Regions from separate parts of the Homo sapiens genome. Here region 1 is linked to region 2. Evidence: read pairs that join two places in POLR2A ChIA-PET (ENCODE). Cell type or tissue: GM12878. All regions are shown on one strand. Region 1 overlaps MAPKAP1 (MAPK associated protein 1). Region 2 overlaps MAPKAP1 (MAPK associated protein 1).

Evidence for each region. Peaks named below come from ENCODE experiments on the same cell type or tissue, not always from the same donor. Only the 100,000 strongest peaks of a DNase experiment are listed, where the experiment ranks them.
Region 1: POLR2A ChIA-PET joins it to region 2 with 5 read pairs; 4 of 35 experiments call an interaction of 5 or more read pairs at or near these places.

The regions. Positions count from the first base shown.
Region 1 is chr9:125,546,888-125,550,887 of GRCh38, forward strand. All of the region lies in intron 6 of MAPKAP1 (MAPK associated protein 1), which reads right to left. Among named protein-coding and RNA genes, the nearest start is that of MAPKAP1, 160 kb to the right of the region's middle. In GM12878, no CTCF peak of the experiment used is centred here; no DNase peak of the experiment used is centred here.
Region 2 is chr9:125,693,045-125,697,044 of GRCh38, forward strand. All of the region lies in intron 1 of MAPKAP1 (MAPK associated protein 1), which reads right to left. Among named protein-coding and RNA genes, the nearest start is that of MAPKAP1, 12 kb to the right of the region's middle. RefSeq lists an enhancer at 3,060-3,799. In GM12878, no CTCF peak of the experiment used is centred here; no DNase peak of the experiment used is centred here; H3K27ac peaks cover 887 bases.

The DNA of each region.
Region 1 (4,000 bases), 150 kb before region 2:
CAGGGACAGACAACCTGTTTTCCCCCAGAGCAGGGCATTCTAGGGACACTGAGAAGCAGCAGCTGCCCTTCCCACGGCTCCTTGGGCTGTCCATGCTGGGTCTAGGGTGAAACTCCATGTCAGGGAGCGTAAGAAACACTGCCAGGAGTGCTTCAGTCAATTCAAAGTTAGGTCCTGTCAAGTCTCGTAACCACTGAACGATGTATGGGCATTTTAAAAAGAGACTCCTTGCTTGAGGAGTTCAGCTCCGTCCCAGCGCACAGCCACTCAGTTACCCCAAAAAAGTTTGTATGCCAGCACGAACCCAACGCAAGCAGGCTTTCTGTACTAAGCAGTAAGCGAGAGGCAATGGGAGCCACGGAGCCCACAGGGACACAGGTCTTCATCTGAAAAGCTTAGATTCTATCTTTAGGAACAGAGCTGGAACCAGAACTCAAGTTGGAAGGCAGCATACTGGAGAGGAAAGGGCATAGGCTGGGGGTTAAATACCCTTTGACCGAAATCTTGGTTCCGTGGCTAACGGAGATGTTGCTGTAACATGTGGGAACCTCAGCCGCATCCATGAAATGAGTAGGCTACTTCCCTATAGAATTGTCACAAGCATGAAACAGACAATGAATGCCAAGCACCTCACACTATGGCTGGCAAACAGTAAAGGGAGTCGACGTTAGTTCTCTTTTGTTCCCCTTGCCCTAAGTCATCATTCCAAGAGAAAAGGCCCCACTTCAGCCCCTCCTTCCCCTGCCTCCTAAGCAGAGACTGCTTATCGGGGGGTGGGAGTCTCAAAACTCACTGCCTGTCATTGGTAACACAGGGGCATTAAAATGTGTGATTTGTTGAGCTTGGTGGCCATATTCAGGGGCATTATCAGTGAGTAGCCTGTGGCCCAAGCACCAAAATTTCCCAAGAGCTCCAAGGGGAGCACTCTGGGTTGTTTTCAAAACTTTCCTTTTTGAAAGTGTTAACTATGAAGCAGGTATGTTCTGCCTCAACTTAATTCACTGGCTTTGCATGATGATAATGGAAATTAAAAAATCATGGTGGTGTAGAGAATTTCAACAACATTTATTAAGAACTTTTTGATTTGCACAATACAAGTTGTCCACTGTTTAACAATTATAACAGCAACTACTATTTATTGAACACTTTCTATGGGCTAGGTGCTGTTTTAAGCTTTTTAAAAAATATCTGTATTGACTCATTCAATCCTAAAATAGGTACAATTATTACACCCATTTTATAGAAACTGAGGCTGAAGGCATTAGGGAATTTACCTGAGATCACTCATCTATTAAAAATCCTGTTTTGGATTCAGAAATCAACAATGTGGTCCCTAACCCAAGCTGCACAGTCCAGTGGGAGAGAAAGATAAGAAGTCAACAAACAATTATAGTTCTGTGTGACAGTCACAAAGGTGGAGGCAAGTTCAGAGTGCTGCCAAAACAAACATAGGGCACGTAACCCAGCCACACAGAGGTGAGAGGGTCCGGGAAGCTTCCTAGTGGGGATGATGTCTCAAAACGCAAACATCATTTAGCTCTAAACCATGCTAGGAGAGACGGTGGCAGCACCAGAAGGCAGCAGAGCACAGTAAGCTCTAGAATAAAGTGACCTGGTTTGGAACCCCACCTCTGCTTTCACGGATAACAACATAATCACTTTAACTTCATTTCCTCATCTACAAAATGAGGATGATAATTATTCTTGGATTTTAAGATTGTTGTAAAGGCAAAATACTTCTAAAGTACTTACCATAATATCTGTCATATAATAAATGCTTATAGATGAGCCATTAGTTAAAAAAAGATAAATGCTTAATAAACAGTTAATATATAATAAGCATAAGCATTTTCTTCATATGTACAATGAAGTAATATATAATGATGAGACAATAATATTCAATATTTATTGAGCACTTACTTTGTTTAATCCTCCTAGAAAAGATAGGTGTTATTATGAGTTCCATTTTATAAAAGAGAAAATTGAGGTTTGGCAAGGTTGAGACATTTGTCTGGAGTTATATAATAAGTTAATACATCATATAACTAATAAGTCCTGAAGGAGCCAGGACTTGAACCCAGATCAGCTAGACTCCCAAGTCTGTGTTTGTTAATCCCTCCACAGCCGCAAAGGGAGTCTTAGGGACTCGGGGAAAGAAGAGACTTCCAGGGAGCACATCTTCCATACCGGAACCACTGACCCAATCTGTGGAAAAGGTTCAACTTCCACTGTAACAAATTCAGCTTGACTATGAATGTCCAGACTCTTAGACTAACCATATGACCTACAGGATTTTTAAGGAGACATTGGAGAATGTCATGGTTTCAAAAGCCACAGTCTCAGTTTGCAGAAGTGGGAAAAGGTTGCTACGAGCAGTTCTCGAGTCTCTGGTCCTGACCAGTTCCCAATAGTGATGAAGACACACTCTAGTTCCCAACCTGCTCTGGTCCAATTCCATGCATGTTCATTCTCCAGCATTTCAAGGTAGAAAATGAAAATATATGAGCAAGAGAAGGCCTTGTAATAACTGCAGCATGCCTGCTTTAAAATAAGTCCTCTGAGTATGACTTTATCCATAAAGAGTTTACACTAGTGTGAATGCCACATTTTGTTTCCCCTTAGACTGACCAAAAATTTTTTTTAAAGATCAAAGCGTACTGTGGGAGCATGCGATGTTTGACATTGGACAAAGTACTCTTTTTCAAAACAGACATTTTCCAAAAACATAACTCGCTAGACTAATGGGCAGTGAGAAGCCAAAATGACTGCCCTCCGCCTTCTCCTTGTGTATCTTTGCCAGAGTCCTTGGGACTTGCCAAATCCGGTCATGCCTGCTTAGCTTGCTCGACTGATTGTGCCAGAAAAGAAAATAAGACACAGATGTATTTGAGCTCTTTGAGATGCCAGTAAGAGAGACAGCTAATGGCTTCATTTCGACCCTCCCCTTCCAGCTGGGCACAGGTGGGGGATAATGAGGTCCCTCTCCCTAATCAAACTCAATTATTTACTACTCTATATAACTGCAAAGACATTCACATTCCGTTCAGAATATAAAACACACCGTGGGCTACTTCCAACCACTGCCACTGGGTATTTATAACAAACTCAAGTGGCTAACAGTTTGCCTTGGCAGGAGTTTAAGTGTGTAAAGTTTTGCAAACTGTTTCTGTTCAAATATGTCCTGCTGAAATGGGGTCCCAGGCGGGGTTCCATAACTGTCAGGTCAGTGAACTGCATAACATCTGAGAATGTATTCACCATGCAGTGCAGACAGGATCTGGAAATCAAACGCTTCGTTCTATCACAACCTTCTGAGAAGCATCACAGTTTTTTTCAACAGCAAGACTGACATTGTATTAATAAACATTCCAAGTCACTAGCCTGACATGTACATAGCAGCAGCTGACAGACTCCGACATAAGCTGAGGGGAGAACAGAGGAAATCAAAATGAGACATAGTAACTAAACATGGCCAAAGGGGGAAGCATCACCAAACCAATCACATGGGCTCAGAAATGGGAGCTCCCCGACTTTGAAGACACATATTAACTAAAGCAACAATCTGGCATAATTTTTAGATACAAAGTAAGTTGATGGTTATCTAAAATGTGTGCTTTTATGGTAGGAACAAAGCGAATCCTGGCACAATTTCAAGACATTCCAGTGAGCAAAACATACATATTTAGCTTGTCTGACCTTTAAATTCTTAGAAGTGTGTAATTAATGCTTTCCATCTTTATCACTTGCTCCAATATTTCTGTCACTTTAAACAGACACAAAGAAAAATCCTTTCTTTTCTCTAGACAGTAGCTGTTGCCAAAAAGGAAATCAAGTCAGATTTACAAATACAAAATTAAACAGGCTGCATATGTTACATTTCCATACACGAGGACAATCTGGACAATGAAAATGTTTGCTAATACAACAGAATGAAAAGAAACAACACACAGTTGGTCCTCTATGAATCAAGCAAACAATAAATAACCAGGATAATTTATAC
Region 2 (4,000 bases):
CCTACCAGAGCACGACACAACATTCTAATCCACACCAGGGGATCCGCATGAGAAGCCCCTTATAATATTTTTATATTAAGAAAACAGGCCGGGCACAGTGGCTTACTCCTGTAATCCCAGCACTTTGGGAGGCCGAGGCAGGCGGATCACCTGATGTCAGGAGTTTGAGACCAGCCTGGCCAACATGGTGAAACCCCGTCTCTACTAAAAATACAAAAAACTAGCCAAGCGTGGTGGCACGCACCTGTAATCCCAGCTACTCGGGCAGCTGAGGCAGGAGAATCGCTTGAACCCAAGAGGCAGAGGTTGCAGTGAGCCAAGATCATGCCATTGCACTCCAGCTCAAGTAACAAGAGCGAAATTCCGCCTCAAAAAAAAAAAAATATATATATATATATACACACACACACACATACATGTATATATACACACACATATACACATATATACACACATATATACACATACACACACATATATACACATATACACACACATATATACATATACACACACATATATACATACACACACATATATACACGTATACACACACACATACACATATATACACACATATATACACATATACACACACATATACACGTATACATACACACACATATACACGTATATATACACGTATATATACACGTATATATACACATATATACACGTATATACACATATATACACGTATATATACACATATATACACGTATATACACATATATACACGTATATATATACACACATATATATACACACACATATACACACACACACATATATATACACACATACACACACACACACACACACACACACATATATATATAGTTGGCCGGGCATAGGGGCTCACACCTGTAAACCCAGCACTTTGGGAGGCAGAGGAGGAAGTTCCCTTGAGCCCAGGAGTTCAAGTGCAGCCTGGGCACTATAGCAAGACCCCTTCTCTGTTATTTGTATTAAAATTTTTTTTTAATTTTTAAAAATTTTTTAGGTTGGGCACGGTGGCTCATGCTTGTAATCCCAGCACTTTGGGAGGCCGAGGCAGGTAGATCACCTGAGGTCAGGAGTTCGAGACCAGCCTGGCCAACATGGTGAAACTCCATCTTTACTAAACTACAAAAATTAGCCAGGTGTGGTGGTGCACACCCGTAATCTCAGCTACTTGGGAGGCTGAGGCAGGAGAACTGCTTGAACTCAGGAGGCAGAGGTTTCAGTAAGCCAAGATGGTGCCATCGCACTCCAGCCTGGGAAACAGAGCAAGACTCCATTTCCAAAAAAAAAAAAGTTTTAAGAAAATTACGGCTATAAAACAAATGCAGTTCTTCATAACTGTAGGGAAAAAGGACTTAAGCACACATGCATTTACTACAATTTGAATGCCAATACCAATACGATCAAAAGAAGCTAAACTACTACCTCAGTGGGAATGGTGCTCTTAACATTGTTCTGAAACTCCTAATTTCCTTAACTAAAAAAAGGCAGAAAAGTATGCATAATGCAAATTACAAACACTACAGAGAAAATGTATGGAAATCGTTTTCCCCGCCCCCTCTCCCAAAAGAATGTTAGACACACTTTATAGAAACCGTGCTTACTCCAAATAGCTCACCAAGTGAAGGTTACTGTGAAATACTTCAAATTCCATAAGCCCCTCAGTACTGCAAAGACTGTGGGAAGGGAATGTTCCAAGCACAGACTAATGGACAGAAGGTACAAATGAAATAAGCCCTGATGCATGACTATCTAAGGAAGTCTAAACTGAAGACTCAATATATTTGTTCTGAAGTTATTAACCAAGCTTCAGTTTCTTAAATACATTCAAAACATTTAGCATATTCTTATAAGTCCCAAGTATAAATGACAGAGGTCTGTCATTGAAGATAATTAAAATAATTTATTTTGCCTAGTTTAGGATAGATAAATCTCTGTCATAGTTCAGACTTAAGTTTTTGTATTTTGAATTTTTTATACCAACAATGTGAATTCTTATTGTGTTTGTTGACTGTGTTAACAATAATACAAGTTATACCAACTTGGAATTTTTATTTTAATTTTGGGGATGTGTCCGTATTTTAACTCAGCAACTTTAATCCAGTGATCAAAGCTTCATTCGCTTGTAAACTGTTTCTCAGGTAAACTGAATTGCCCCATACCAGCATCTTAAGCAAATAAATAAGTACAAAACAGGCAGAGATTATAAATTAGAGCAGACAAATCTGTATCTCACCCCACGCCGGTAAAGAGCATTCTATCAATATAGTGAAATGCTAATCTCCTAATTAACAACCTAATTAGGTAATTATGGCTTTGCAGAGGGATGCCGAAATGAAATATGACAACATGGTCACCTCTTTATATGGCACCTGTGGGCCTTTTCAGCTGTCATTGCAAAGAGTGCAATATCAATTTGAACAGATGACAAAGTGCTGTCATTTTTCATTCTGATAATATACAGAATGCTTTGGACAGAAGTAGTTTACAAAAGAAACATCTTGCCTGATATTTTCCTAATTTAAATATGCTCAAATACTTCGGTAAATTTTTTGCATTGTACATAAGAGAATCAGTATGCACATTTTTATATTGTACATAAGAGAATCAGTATGCGCATTTGAAAAAAACAAACCTAACTGGCCATCATGCTTAACTGTACAAGCTGAAACTATTTCTTTTCTTTCTTTTTTTTTTTGAGACGGAGTTTCACCATTGTTGCCCAGCCTGGAATGCAATGGCGCAATCTTGGCTCACTGCAACCTCCACCTCCCGGGTTCAATTGCTTCTCCTGCCTCAGCCACCCGAGTAGCTGGGATTATAGGCATGTGCCATCACACCCGGCTAATTTTGTATTTTTAGTAGAGACGGGGTTTCTACATGTTGGTCAGGCTGGTCTTGAACTCCCAACCTCAGGTGATCCACCTGCCTCAGCCTCCCAAAGTGTTGGGATTACTGTGCCCAGCCTGAAACTATTTCAATTATAAAGTATATGATAATTAGAAAAGAGTAAAAGGCAACAATTCATCATATTTTAACACTCATATTTTTACTAACTACTGCTATCAGAAAAACTGAAATCCAAACAAACGTGATCTTCAATCTTCTTCTCACAAAATAAAATAAGTGAGACAGACATTCACATTTGTTAAAATAAATTAAAACAGACCAGGCCTGGCCAGATGCAGTGGTTCATGCTTACAATCCCAACAATTTGGGAGGCCGTGGTAGTGCATGCCTGTAGTCCCAGCTGCTGGGGAGGAAGAGGTGGGAGGATCGCTTGAGTCCAGGAAGTTGAGGCTGCAGTGAGCCGTGATCGTGCCACTGCACTCCAGCCTGGTCAATAGAGCAAGAACCCTGTCTCGAAAAAAAAACAAAAAAAAAACAAAAAACAAACAAACAAAAAAACAAATAAAACAACAACAACAACAAAACAAAAAAATCAGACCTGGTCTGAAAAATTCAAGCAGACAAAACTAGTTAGGCCTTATAAATGACCTTAACCTTGTTTGATTTGCAAACATAGGCAAAACTTGAGATATGTCTTATAAATGCATATATGAAAAAAAAAACAAAAAACCTTAAGCTTATCTAGTCAGAAGCAGCCAACAAACTTATGTAACTGAGGACTTTCCAATGGTAGTGATCAACTGTATAACTAATCAATCAAATCTTTTGTTTTACTTCCACAGTCTTCCTACAAAAGCTTCCCCCGCTTACTTTCCCTCAATGGAGCCCCAGAATCACTTCTGATTTGAAGCTGCCCAATTCATGAATCGCTGTTTGTGCAAATAAACTCTAAAATCTTATGCCTCAGTTTACCTTAACACACATAATTTTCCATACCAAAAAATCACTTCCCAAATACGTAAGCATTCAACTCACTATCTCTATCTACCAAAGGCCAACCTCAACTCCACAGAGATAGGAGTGGACTCCCTCTGAAAGTAAAGACGGAGCTGTCACAGGCCTACTCGTTGTCCCTGTGGCCACTGAA